Linked DNA regions of Homo sapiens: regions 1, 2 and 4 are each linked to region 3. A link is a contact called in ENCODE Hi-C or POLR2A ChIA-PET data. All regions are on one chromosome and are shown on one strand. The core of a region is the stretch at or near the end of the contact, and the rest is flanking DNA. Distances in the headings are between cores, read along the strand shown.

What was found. A loop is a pair of places that touch in the nucleus more often than their neighbours do. ChIA-PET counts read pairs that join two places held with the same protein, here RNA polymerase II (POLR2A). Pooled maps may share reads with other maps.
Region 1: a pooled map shows a loop between it and region 3 (3-fold over the local background). The contact joins two enhancer-like sites. A Hi-C loop is called at or near these places in 2 of 168 maps with a recorded cell type or tissue (aorta and posterior vena cava), 1 of 37 single-sample maps with no recorded cell type and 4 of 50 pooled maps.
Region 2: a loop to region 3 is called in a map of A673, with 1.9 times the contacts of the local background. The contact joins two enhancer-like sites. A Hi-C loop is called at or near these places in 2 of 168 maps with a recorded cell type or tissue (A673 and HepG2) and 4 of 50 pooled maps. POLR2A ChIA-PET finds 5 or more read pairs at or near these places in 1 of 52 experiments (SK-N-SH).
Region 4: a pooled map shows a loop between it and region 3 (2.5-fold over the local background). The contact joins two enhancer-like sites. A Hi-C loop is called at or near these places in 1 of 168 maps with a recorded cell type or tissue (HepG2) and 1 of 50 pooled maps. POLR2A ChIA-PET finds 5 or more read pairs at or near these places in 3 of 52 experiments (PC-3, SK-N-SH and WTC11).

The regions. Positions count from the first base shown.
Region 1 is chr17:57,670,798-57,673,899 of GRCh38, forward strand. The region is part of intron 11 of MSI2 (musashi RNA binding protein 2); the gene reads left to right. Among named protein-coding and RNA genes, the nearest start is that of MSI2-AS1, 64 kb to the left of the region's middle. Within about 2 kb of position 1,599, at least 5 of the 41 ENCODE cell types and tissues checked have a DNase peak (open chromatin) inside an H3K27ac peak, as active enhancers do.
Region 2 is chr17:57,550,552-57,553,718 of GRCh38, forward strand. All of the region lies in intron 7 of MSI2 (musashi RNA binding protein 2), which reads left to right. It overlaps LOC107984993 (a long non-coding RNA gene), which reads left to right. Exons shown (of 2, transcript XR_001752947.3): 1 at 1-3,167. Among named protein-coding and RNA genes, the nearest start is that of MSI2-AS1, 56 kb to the right of the region's middle. RefSeq lists an enhancer at 1,638-1,857. Within about 2 kb of position 1,605, at least 5 of the 41 ENCODE cell types and tissues checked have a DNase peak (open chromatin) inside an H3K27ac peak, as active enhancers do.
Region 3 is chr17:57,420,907-57,424,305 of GRCh38, forward strand. All of the region lies in intron 6 of MSI2 (musashi RNA binding protein 2), which reads left to right. Among named protein-coding and RNA genes, the nearest start is that of MSI2, 170 kb to the left of the region's middle. RefSeq lists an enhancer at 1,859-2,038 and a silencer at 1,888-2,088. Within about 2 kb of position 1,990, at least 10 of the 41 ENCODE cell types and tissues checked have a DNase peak (open chromatin) inside an H3K27ac peak, as active enhancers do.
Region 4 is chr17:57,576,312-57,579,635 of GRCh38, forward strand. All of the region lies in intron 7 of MSI2 (musashi RNA binding protein 2), which reads left to right. Among named protein-coding and RNA genes, the nearest start is that of MSI2-AS1, 30 kb to the right of the region's middle. RefSeq lists enhancers at 2,644-3,144, 3,145-3,324. Within about 2 kb of position 1,665, at least 15 of the 41 ENCODE cell types and tissues checked have a DNase peak (open chromatin) inside an H3K27ac peak, as active enhancers do.

The DNA of each region.
Region 1 (3,102 bases), core at 349-2,848, 250 kb after region 3:
GGCCTCTGCATACATAACTATTTCAGAAATAGGGTGTATTTGTTTTAAACTTGACAAGTTACAGAGCTCTGTCTCTTTTTCATTCTTGAAGCAGTCCCATGAGTCAGATTGAATAAGGAAAGCATCACTCACTTGCTACAGATGAGGACTTGGGCTTGTGAGTGGCTTCTTAGCCCAAGGCACCTGACTGTAAGAGCAGAGCTGGGGTCACAGTCAGGTCTTCTGCCTCTGAGTCCAGTACTCCCTTTCCTTACATCATTGCTGCCTCTCTGTGGGTGCCACCTTGACTGGGAAAGCCCAGAGGATATTGGAGAGTGAGGATGAGGGGCAAAGAGGAACCTGCCATGGATGCTGCTGATGAAATGAACCTGATCACCGCAATGAGCCCCCAAACTGCCATCCTAGAGCAGGGCTTGTCCCAAGCCACTTAATGCTCATAGCTCCTGCTGCAAAAATGCCAAGACGTTTGCAAGACGTTGTCCTCTTCTGGGACAGGAGTCATAATATCCAATTTATAAACCTCAGCACTGTTTATTTATTCAACAAAGTGTGCTCCCTGTCCCCGCCCCCTCACACGCACACCCTAGCTGAGCAGTAGACAAGGTGCCCTTGCCCACTAAGAGCCATGTCCCATCCTCTCTTCCCAAGCTGATCCTGGTATATGGGACCAATTCTGGCCCCCCAAAATAAGTCTCCGTGCCTGGGGAAAGGCACCGTTCGCTTAGAAGGATCACTGAGAATTGACTGGAGAATGACTTCCACAGAAAGCACCCTCAGGTGAGAGATTTGGCTTCATGCCTTCCCCCACCCCCCAACCCCACTCCCCACCTCTCCTCTTAGAGGGAGACGGGTTCTCAAATGACCCCCTTTCCTGCGTAGCCAGCCAGTGTTCAGTTTGTGGAGTTACGCTGAGTTTGCAAAAGAAGAAAATTGCTTTGTCCCTAATGCCTTCCCACTGTCAGACAGCAGGAACAGCTACTGACAAGTTTATGTGCCGAGTGGCAGTCCCCATTCTCTCCTAAGCAGCCAGAGCCGTTGCTTTTTATGAGTCTTCTCAAAGATGCATGGGTTTCCAGATGGCTCGTTCGGGGACTTTAACATGCTTTCTGGAGCCTGGTTCTTCTGCTCACAGAGACAGACAGAGAGAAGTGTCGACTGTGGAAAATAGAGGCTCCTCTCTTCCATGCGCCCAGCCCTCAGGGGTGCGGGTTCCACTGCCCAGAAGCCTAGCTAGAGGCGGGACCAGCCAGAACTGGGTGCTTATTGCCTGCTGGCTGCGCCCTCTAGTGGGGACCCAGCAGCCCTGTCTTTCACCCCTGGCTGGGGGACATCTGCAAGGTGACTTTGAGCTGAGGCTCCGGCACCGTGATGAGCAAGTGCGTAATAAAACGGGACTTGGGATTTGAAAGCTGCATTCTAATACAGTGTCTTCTCCACGGTGATTTTAGTGTCATTTGATGGAGGAGGACTGAGCAAGGAGGGGTAATATAGACCTAAGATGAGCTGCTTATTGTGAAATTCCCTTCAGGCCGACTCAGAAACCACAGGCCTCCCCACACACAGGAATGGGAGCGGTTGCCAAGGATGGGCATAATACCAACAGCCCTTTTGTCTTCTATCTAAGCCTGCAGAAGGGGGTATTTCTGAACAGCACCCTTCTGTGGGCATGCTACATCCTGTCTCCGAGGCTGCTTCTGCTGGCTAGATTAGTCTCTAGGTGGCTCTCCTGCTGGAAGAAACGGAAACCTAAACCTGCCTCTCCCCACCCATTAGTTAGGTGGGCCTGCCCAACACCTTCCTGGGTTCACATCCGGCCAGACAAGAAAGAAGCCAAAAAACTTTCCGTCTACCACTGCGCCTCCTCATGCCCACCCCATCCTATTAGCCTAAAATGGAACGGGCTAATTAGTTTATTTGTATAGGGAGGGGTTTCAGCTGCCTGGACAAAACCAGGAGTCCACTGTCCAAGCTTCTTCTGTTTTCCTGAGCTCAGAAGAAAAAAAGTGTGTTAGACTAAGATAATACCGCCTTTTGAATATCTCGGCTTCATATTTGCCTCCATGAGTGAGAGGGCCAAGTGTTATCTGCAAGTTGAATCTTCTATATTCAAAAATCTCCATCCCTTTTTTCTGCCAGCGCATTCCCAGATCAGCCGTTCACTTGCTCTAAGCCTCTATAATTTATTTTTTTCTTTTCTCTTTAACCTGCTCTTTCCATTGGCCAGTTTATTCATTTCTCAGCTACAGCTTCAGAGGGGCTCACCTTCGGGCTTCCCGCCCCAAGGGCATCTGGAGGCTTCAGTTCTGTTTTCTCTGCTGAGTCAGGAGCCAGGCCCAGCTTGATTTGGTCTCCCGTGTATCTTTGTGTCTCTGTCTCAGTCTCCTGCTAGTGTGCCTTGGGTGCCTCATCAATCTCTTCCCATCCCTGTGACAAGTGGGTGAAAATCAATCCACTTCTGGCTCTTCCAGGCCCACCAGAACTGAGGGCCTCAAATCACAGGCCCCTGGGAAAGGGAGGGGCCAAAGCCAGGAGTGACCCCACCTGCATCGATGTTCTTTGCCTCTGCCATTGAAGGCAACTGGTCATAGGGCAGAGGGGGAGAAGCCAAGGGAGGCAGAAGGGAGAAGTGATTGTTGCAAGGAGCAGCCCTCTGGAGCCAAAGATGTGAAAGTGTGACTCTCAGAATGTCTGGTTCTTTAAGACGGGTTAGCCGTAGCCCAAAGGTAGCCAGCCCAGACTCACCTTGAGGCTTAAAAATCAGTAAGAACTTCCTTTAACAATTAAAAAAATATTGTTTTCCATTTTGGAAAAGAAAATAAAGTTTAAACTACTAAGGAGAAATAAAGGTGAGACAAAATTAACCTGGTTAACTGGTTGACAGGCTGCGGCCCTCATTAGGGTCAGAATGATGGGATTGGGGGGGCCGAGGCAGTGTCACCTTCCGCTGCCCCCCGATCTGCAACCCCACCACTCTCTGGATTTGTGCGTGTCAAGTCCACTCTCTCTGTAGCAAAGGTACATCCTGAGCCTGCTGTTCTCACTCTGGAGTTGACATTGCAGGATAACCAAGAGAAAGCAGGTGTTTTGGTCAGCTATGGTTTA
Region 2 (3,167 bases), core at 355-2,854, 130 kb after region 3:
TTTTTGTTTTGCCTCTTTTTACCTTTTCTTTTCCAAAAGTAATTTTTGGGACAGAATCAGAAGTGAAGCAAAAATCCAAACGAGCTCTCCGTTTTCTTAATACCTGTCTCCCCTTGTCTTTTTCTGTCAGGTTTGAAGCCGGGCTGGAAAATGTTGGAGATTTTCAGCCTGGGGAAGAGTCGAGGTTCAGGACATTTTTCCTTTTCCTAGGAAAACTCAGAGCAGGGTTAGACAGTTCGCACATCCAAGACCAACACGCATAGGCACACACGTAGCCCTCTGTCTAGGGCCTGATTCAGTCTGCATTCGAGAGTGTTCTGAATGAGAGCACTGTGTTGGCGTCTTCCACACCAGCCTCACTTCACAGGAGAATTTTTCAGGAGCCATTTTTCTATTAAACTCAAGAGCAGAAATTGATGGGGGGATGGGTGCTCTCTGGAGATGTAATTTGAATTTATTTATTTTAATGATTAAAGAGAAAGAATGGTTATTATTCACATGAATGACCTTCTCCCGGTGCTTTTTTGAAAGGAGTTGTGTTGGTTTATTCAAAGTGGCTTAGAACTCACATAATGGCTTACTTCTGTGGAGCTTTCTGAATGAAGCCATGAACTGGGAGGGAATCAAAGTCCCCTTATTTCAGTGCCGGGAGGTAAATGGATAGGGGACAAAAGGAGCAATATTATGTCTCAGACTAAATAAGGTCTCCAGATCAGGGGCTGAACCTGCCCCGGCTCCATCCTGAATTCTTCCTGTGCGGGTAGGTCCTCACTGGACTCACCTGGGCTGGAGAATCAGCTTGGCCACAGACTCCTGGCTTGGTGTGAGCCTCGGGGATTGCTGCCGGAGGGAGGGCGGAGGTCTGTAGGTGGAGAGGTAGGTTCAGGTGGGTGGAGAAGGCACACAGACCGCCGTCTGGGATGAGGTTGCTATTGGATTGGAAATTGCTGTTCAGCCGAGGGTAGAAATCAGGTGCCTGATGTGTGCCAGTTGCTGCATGACGTCTGCCGAGCCCCAGGTGCACCCATGGGGTCATGCATGTACACACACTGGTGTTCCCACACCCCCCTCTTCCTGCACTGCCATGCCCCACCGCCCTTCCCCCACCCACTGCTGAAGTCTTAGCTTTCAAGTGCAGGTGTTGAGGTTAATAACAAGAAGTATCCCAGTTGGCCATTTGCATATGAGACTTCTCACTGGGTTCTAAAGGTGGGAAGGAAGGGATTTAAAAAGATCACGGGCGTGAAAGCTGGAAACAGTGGCGTCCATTGCTTGGGGCAAGGATTGACTAGAGGTGATTTTATGTGCTGACCGCTCCTGTAGAAAGAGAAGCTTAGGCAGATGTCATGCCCTGCCTGTGCCCACCCAACCTTTCTCCCCCTGGCTGGAGCACTCACTCCAAGCCAATAGCCCAGCTTCCCTGGATCCCTCAGCTCCAAAGGGTTGCCTCCTACTCCACTTGCTGCATAGAGGGGTTTTCTGGAACAGAGAATGTGCTGGACCTAGAGCCCCTCGTCCTGGGGCTCAAGGACCCAGCTCATGTGACCTTCAGCAGGTCTCTCCTGCTGCTGCCCCAGGACTGGCCACACACCAGGGCTCTGTCCCCCGACTTCCTCACTAGACCCTCAGGCCATCTGGTCGTGAGGTTTTTACTGCTAACGGGACAGAGTAACGCACATAACCCATGGGGGAGTTGCAGCGGTCTAATTGAAGTTCAGAGTGATGTTCACTGGTCTGTAATTCCTGACTCCCTTCCTGAGAGAGTCCTGGGAACTGAGCTTGGCTTTCTGCCTGCTGCTTGTCTCTGATTATGGAGACCAGCCAGCACCCCCCAACCCAGCCCCCCACTCACTGCCCTGCTGCATCCAGCCCCTGGGTCTTCCACCTCCTGGCACGCTCTAGCCTAGGCCTGAAGTAGCAGGGCCAGACGCTAGGTGTCGCCGTCCTGGACCTGCCTCCATCCCCGGAGGTCTTGGCTCATGGGCTTTCTTGATCTCTGAGTGTCTTTTTTAATCCCTATTGCCCAGCAACGGCTTCCTTGGTTAGAGACAGTCTGGCAAGTTTCCTCTGGTTCAAACTTACGTTTGAAGTTTTTCTACAACCAGAAGGTGATTCTCTGGCTTCTGAGCTTCACCCAACCCTCTCTGAGCCCCAACATGGGGGAACACTGGTCTCTTCTTTCTGTGACTGGTCATCTTTTACAGCTTTGATTCATGCTCTTAGTTTCCAGTTTTATATGTGCTTAAGCATTATAAGACACCTCAGTATTTTTAGGAAATAAGTGGGGACATAAATATAAACAACCCGGAAATCACTGCCCCTAGAATTCACAGAGTGGAAGAACCAAGCTTTTTAGGGCTGATGTGGCGTGGGCTGGGAGACTTCTCTTTTGAGAGGCTGATACTGGTCTTTGAATGAACTCTTTACCCCACCAAAAGTAGAAAAAGGATTCCAGTGACTTCAGAAATTTTTGTTGTTGTTTTGAGAATGTTGGCACCACTGGGAATAATGAGAGACGCCTGGCCTATTCAAAAGTGGCATCAGAAACCTCAGTGTTGGAAATGCAGCCTTTGGTTGTCCATCCCCGCAGCTAGAGCATGAGCCCCCCAAGGCCAGACTCGAGGGCTCAGCGCTTCAGTTGAGTAGTCCTGATTGAACTAGGCTCATGGGCACAGAGCACTGGACTGGGGACCATAGTGGATGCCAAGGCTCGACCAGTGCAAAATCAGCCCAAACTGAAAGCTGTTTGGGAAGGCAGAATGAATGTATCATCTTTCACTCGGCAATTTTTCAAAATTCAGCCACAGGTCTTCCTGGACCCCTAGCCAGGTTTTGATTTTCTAGGCTGGGATGAAAGATGAAAGAGACGTTTATTTGGTGGGAGGGGGATTGGGACATTGAGCTGCTTTTAAATGATGTTAAGAATCCCATTCTTCTCCCTGCTTTCCCACTTCTGCCCTGGTGTTGACTTTGAAAAACCTTCCAAGACAGGCTGAGGCTAAGGAGATGGGGGAGCTTTCCTGAGCAGCTTTCTGAGGTCCGTTTTTTTCTTTTGAAATAGACTGGAAATCTATCTCGGCTCTGAATCATCCTTCGATTCTCATCGCGGAGGGGCAGAGAGGAGGGTGCACGGGCAGCCCAGCTCATGTGCCTTTGTGGCCATCCCT
Region 3 (3,399 bases), core at 740-3,239:
CCGCTTTAATGATAACAAGCTGTTGGCCTCCCCTCTGAGATGAATCCATCTCACAGATGTTTGTCTAGTTTTGGCAATCGTATTGCACTATAGCTTTGGTGATTATGCTCGACTGGAGACTATTACAATAAAAGAAGTTTGAACTTGTTCCATTTTTATACCCCACCCCCTTCTCCCCTGTTCTGAGGTATAATTTATATCAATGGCTGTAATATTGGTTCCCTTACTGAGGCCTCTTTACTTTTTATGATGTCGGTGGAGCTGCAGCTGATAGCCTGGCTTCCTCCACAGGTTAATGTGTTTTGGCTCCATCAGCGCTTTTAATGTCCACGCTTAATGGCCCCGTGGCAGTCCCCTCACCCTCTGTCAAAGCGCATGTTGACACTGAGAGGTCATGTGATTACTTTGACGGAGTATCTCCAGCTGTAGATAGTTACAGCTTGTGTGTGTATGTAGGGCGTGAACATGGGGCGTGTGGAAGGCCTGATGCTTGCACAGGACGGAGTAGATCAGAAGGAGAGGTTTTTCCTGAAGGTGGCAACAGTAAGAGACAAGGCCTGGGAATGTAGAACCTTCTAGACTACTGGTGGACTTCCTCTCTGCCTCTCTCCCTCTGTCCCTCCTCCCCATTCATTCTCCTCCTCCTCCTCCTTCTCCTCAGGCACAGTATACTTTTACTGAGACAAAATAAATAGTCCTGGTGCAGTGGCTCAAGCCTATAATCCCAAGACTTTGGAAGGCCGAGGTGGGGAGGATCGCTTGAGGCCAGAAGTTTGAGACCAGTGTGGGTCACATAGTGAGACCCTATCTGTACAAAAAATGTGCCTGTACTCCTAGCTACATGGGAGGCTAAAGCAGGAGGGTCGCTTGAGCCCAGGAGTTCGAGGCTGCAGTGAGCTATGATTGTACCACTGCACTCCAGCCTGGGCAACAGAGTGAGGCTTCATCTCAAAACCACAAAAATAACAACAAAGCAAAATAAATAGAAATCACACCTTGGTGAAAGGGCATTTGGAGGCCTGTCAGGTAGTTTATGCTGCAGTGTTTGACATTTTGGGCTTTAATTACACAGTGGTTTAATATTTAATACTATCAAATGTTACACAGCTTTACAATTATAGTTCTACATATGAAAATTGAAAGGAACTATCAATCCACTCAAATCGTATTTAGTGATAGTAAATACCAGGTATTTTAAATAATAACTCTCATTAATTGCATCTCCACTGTGTACTAGGTACTACACGAACTGCTTTTATTAGTAGATAAATGGGGCCAGGTGCGGTGGCTCACGCCTGTAATCCTAGCACTTTGGGAGGCTGAGGAGGGCGGATCATGAGATCACGAATTCGAGACCAGCCTGGCCAATATGGTGAAACCCCATCTCTACTAAAAATACAAAAATTATCCGAGCATGATGGCAGGTGCCCGTAGTCTCAGCTACTCAGGAGGCTGAGGCAGAAGAATCACTTGAACCCAGGAGACGGAGGTTGCAGTGAGCTGAGATCGCACCACTGCACTCCAGCCTGGGTGACAGAGTGAGACTCAGCCTCAAAAAAAAAGATAAATGGGTAATTCTTACAGTCTCCCTGTGAGGTAGGTATTCTTTTGTCTTGTCACAGGTGAGGAAAATGAGGGTCCGGGACAGGAAAGTACATGCCCAATGGCACAAAGCTGCCAAGGGACAGAGAGAGCGCTCAGTCCAGGGCTAGCAAACTCCAGACCCATGCTCATTCTCCAGCCATCATTGTCACCGCTAACCCTGCTCGTGGTCTGCTTTGATGTCATGGAAAAATTGGCCCATCTGAGATGTGGCGCATTATATAAATCAGTACAGCGTAAATCACCATCATCACTTGACATTTAAGCCTTTTTTTCATTTTAATTTGGATATTACTTTGTCAAAGATTAGGCAACGTAATTTTGGCAAGGTGTTATTTTTGGCAGTGCACTTACGAATGGGTGAGTCAGCCTGGCTGTGGATGCATCATTGGTGGCAGGGCACCATGGGTTTCTTTCTTTGTCCAGAAATAGACACTGGTCTCTGGACTGGTGACACTTCAGGAGGCTCCAGATGACTGTACTGGGTGCGTGTATAGCAGCCTTCTATGAGGAACTAAAGGGGCCACCTCATCTTGGCCTCTAGATAGGACTCTATTCTTTAATGAGTCCTTCAGATATGTGGGTTCGAGTCCCATAGGGAGAGAAAAAACTTTTCCCAAAAAGTTAAAATAGAGTGATCTTTTGTGATGCATATCAAAATAAAAACCATGGGATGGCTTATGAAAATTAATGGAATTAAATTTCCCAGAAATGGCTAAAAATGTGCAGCTTGCAACCCAGCAGTTTATTAAAGACTTGAGAACATTATCTTCGCCATTCGAGTTAGATTTAAGTATATGCTTTTAACCTGGGCCACACACAGTAATAGAAGAAGCCCGACAGAAATGTAAAGACCTGCTAATTTCCTTTGTGATCTTGGGCCTCGTCTTACTTCTCTGGGCCTTGGCTATCTTTTCTACAAATTTCGGCTTTGTAGACATTGGATGAGATTTCAGATCTCTTCCAGCCCTGTAGCTGCATTCTATTCTGTTGGCCAGCGCCTGCTCATGCCTTTCCACAATTGAAGTGTCTGTTGCGTGGATCACCATCACCATCCTCCTTCTGTTCTGAGCTACATCCCAAGTTGCCCAAAGTCAGGTTAAGTCCAGCATAATTTGCCATTTGTTAAAGTATGCCTGTTGATTTGTCATCTTTCCTTCTTGACTTCCCTCCCTCAGCACAGATCTCTCATGCCAGTAGTCAAATATAAAATTTTTCATACCCACCCAGCGTTTTGCATGGGTTCTTCACTCTCTCCTGCCCGCCCCTCCTCACCAAATGAGTTCTTTCTTTGCGAAGCTGGAGCCAAACCACCAAAATGCCACAAAGACATGTGGCGCAGCTTTTTCCAGTTTTTCTCTTGCGGTAGTTACAATATTATTAAAAATCCATTAAATTTTAATGTACCCTATAAAATATGTGCTCTTGTGAAAGCAAGCACAGATAATTATTTCTGATGAATAAACCAAGAGGACAAGTATGTATGAAGTTCATGCTGCAGCATTCAATTTTTATTATATACATCTCCTGCAGGGGCAATCACTGTGATGTTCCAGCTGGTTGTGTGGAGGGCTGGTTCTTCTCAGAGATCCTTTGGGGCAGCATGAACCCTGAACTCTCCGAATGTTCTCAGAGCTTGTTATTACCTGGAAAGAGAGAGCCCTGTGTAGGAGCTGTCTTCTGTTAAGCTCTTCAAACAAAAGAATGAAGGACTAAATGAATCAGGATGAGAAAAATGCAGTCTCTCTAATACTCCAAGGTATCCTTCTGGGATGAGGAGGGAAAAATCAGACATAC
Region 4 (3,324 bases), core at 415-2,914, 160 kb after region 3:
AGGGCTGGATCCTACTCTCCATTGTATCCTAAAGGCCCAGCTGAGATTCTTTCATATAGAAGGTATCCAATGAATGTTTGTTGTAGGAATAGATGTTTTCTGTATTTCCTAAGACTCTAAAATGAATGTTACTTTTATAATCAGAAGACCATAATCCATGTTGGCTGGGTGCAGTGGCCCACACTTGTAATCCCAGCACTTTGGGAGGCCGAGGCAGGTGGATCACCTGAGGTCAGGCGTTTGAGACCACCCTGGCCAATATGGTAAAACCCTGTCTCTACTAAAAATACAAACATTAGTGGCACGGTGGTGCATGCCTGTAATCCCAGCTACTTGGGAGTCTGAGGCACAAGAATCGCTTGAAACTTGGAGGTGGAGGTTACAGTGAGCTGAGATGCGCCACTGCCCTCCAGCCTGGGTGACAGAGCGAGAATCTGTCTTTAAAAAAAAAAAAAAAAAAATGACTATAATCGATGTCTAATTTTAAAGAAAAAAAAAAAGGAAGGTTGGGCAGGGCGAGATTTTGACATGGTTTATAGGAAGCCTGGGGTTTTTTTAGTTGACTGTTAAGTTTTCTTTGAGGCAACAGGTGATGGAGCTGCTAAGGACGCCACCACAAAGGGAAGTCCAGTCCGGTATTTGGTTGCACTGCTCAGACCCCATGTGGAATATTCCATTCCAGGCATTTATTTTAAGAGGGGCATTGACAAGATAGACCACATCAGAGGAGGTCGTCTGATGGGGACCAGGACAGTATTACGGGAAAAATTCCAGAGGAACCAAGGAGACTCGAATAAGGAGAAATGAGGTGGCTACGTTAGATCTTGAAGGACTACCCCTGGGAGGGGGGCCAGGCTGCTTCCCCAACCATGAGTGGCCGTTTGTGAAGTTACCAAGAGAAAGGCTGATCCTTGGGCTGAAGAATTTAGCAACACCTCAAGATGCCCAACTCAAACAAGCTGTGTTTATGAAGTACCGAGGGGTGATGCCCCTTTCCCCAGAAATATTCAGAGACTAGAATTGATGAGGCAGCAAGATGGGGCCAGGGACCACTTTGCAAACCACTGGTGGGTCCTGCATTATGAAAGTCCAGCCTGGTCCAAACCGTCCCATTTCCAGACCCATAGAGCCCAACTGGTAATATTTCAGGAGGATTCTGTATAAAATTATATCTTTAAGCCCTGGTCTCCAGTAGATATTGGTTTAATTACCAGTTATTTACTGCCATGCTCAGTAGATGATAGACAAGCAAGAGAAAAGGATAAAATGAAAAAAATTAAAAAGAAAATTCCAAACCCTTTGAGGTAGTAGGAAGAGCCCCCTACTTGCTGAAGATGATTAAGAAATAAAGAGAAAGCTTTTCTTGGAGTCATGATGTAAGCCCAAAGGGAAAGTAGGTTCTTATTTATGAAAAAAGGTTATAACTTAAGCTGTTCAGAAGCACAGCAATTACTTGGAGTAAGATGCCTCTTAATTCATTTGGCCTCCTTTGTAGGTGGCTGAGTAAGTGTTTCTGCGTCCTCGGACTCCAGCCCTTCTTTGGTCGCCACTTGCTTTTGTTCACGGCAGGTCACTGGGTACTCCAGAGGCATTGTTGATAATAACATCTCTTTCCTCCCCCACACCACCCGCAAGCAAAGCTTTGGAAAAACAGCCAAGTGTTCAGCAAAGTGAAGGCTTCGCTTTTCTTCCTCCCCGCTCCTCCCCTTGTTGAGAAATCCCATTATCCGGGAGAATGATTGTGAAACTCCAATCTGTCTGCCGCTGAGCTGTGGGCCGTTCTTCTTGCCTCCTCCGCCCCTGCCCTGGTCCCCTTGTCTATCTGCAGGGGGAAGACAAATATCTATATATTAAAGCTTTAAGAATCTATAAATCTGAGTTGATTCTCTGCTGGTGACAGCCCAAGCTCTTTCCCACCACGTTTGACATGATCTAATGGGTTTACAGTTGTTTGAGTGCTTCTCTGAAGCAAATGAAAGTGCTTAGTTAGGGGACGTATGAAATGGCATTGTTTGTTCTGGGCACTACAGCAAAGCTAGGGGATCATCTTTAAATTATCCACCCTTTCTCTTCAGCCACCCCGCAGAACAAGGGGCTCTGCCGCTGAAGGAGCTGCAAAGACAGTTCCTACTGGCCTTGCCTTTCTGCTTGAGAGGTGCCAGGACTGGGGGGGTAGGATGCATCCCCAGCTGTATTCATTTCGCCAGGAAGCTTGGGGCTAATTGGGAACAGAAGAATGCCCAGGGGATGAGGGGAAGGGGACGGGAGAAGGATGGTCTCACCAAGGTAGAGGAGTGACAAATACTTGCTTCTAGCAAAACAGGAGTAAAAACAAGAGAGACTCCTAATGAGAGCTTTGGGGCAGTTTGTGCTTTCCATTCTCAGGGGCCAGCAGTGTGGGTTGGTGTGATTAGTTGCCTTGCTACTTGGCGCAAAACCAATTCCTCTTTTCAATATCAAGTTTCATAAGCGTGGAACAGTAACAAATCATTATAAACCCTCTGGGACTGGTGGGTGTGTGATGATGCGGGGTTGTTTTTCTTTTTCCCCCTCCTCTTTGATAAGCCCATCTTTTCAGCCCAGGTACATTTTTCCCATTGTAAACAGAAAATGGCATGGGAGGGAGTGTGTCTCGGAAACTTGCTGTATTGTTAATCTGTTATTAGGCAAAAGTCTTAACACCAGGCTGGGTGCTCAGATGCCTCATTGTGAGCTGGGGATGGAATTATGCATCATGAATAAAAACCGCTGTCAACATGCATTGGTTTCAAAACATTAGAGCATATGGTATGTGATTATCTGTATTGTCAAGTGCAATAAAGTGAATTTGGATATAATAAAGGATGTAATATTTTAGAAATTTGGTAATAAACTAAGGAAAGGATGACAGCTGAGGTTCCTTAAGGCCCCAGACACAAATAAATTGAAGTTACTGGTCTCTGTGGCCAAGTGGCAGAATGGCCGTAACATGGCTATCTGTGCTCGGTGATTTTCAAGTTGGGGAAAGCTCTGCTGTCGCTCGGTTGCCTTCTCTGGAGGACGCAGGGATGATCTGGCCCCCATGCTGGGTGGTGGGAGAGGCGGTGGCTCCCGTTGGAGACCCAGGTCTTGCCTCCTTGCCTGGCCTCAAGGTGTGCCCTGTGGCCTGCTCTGAGTGGCAGACGCATCTGCCTCCAGTCAAGGGCCGCCTTGTGCCAGCCATCAGGACATCTGAGGACCCCTCTCCCCTAGACAGTCACCTCTCAGTTAATCTCCAGCCCTCTTTGTCCCCATTTGGTCAATGGGAAGATGTTGCTGTAAACGCAAGGACCCTGAGCAGCCGCC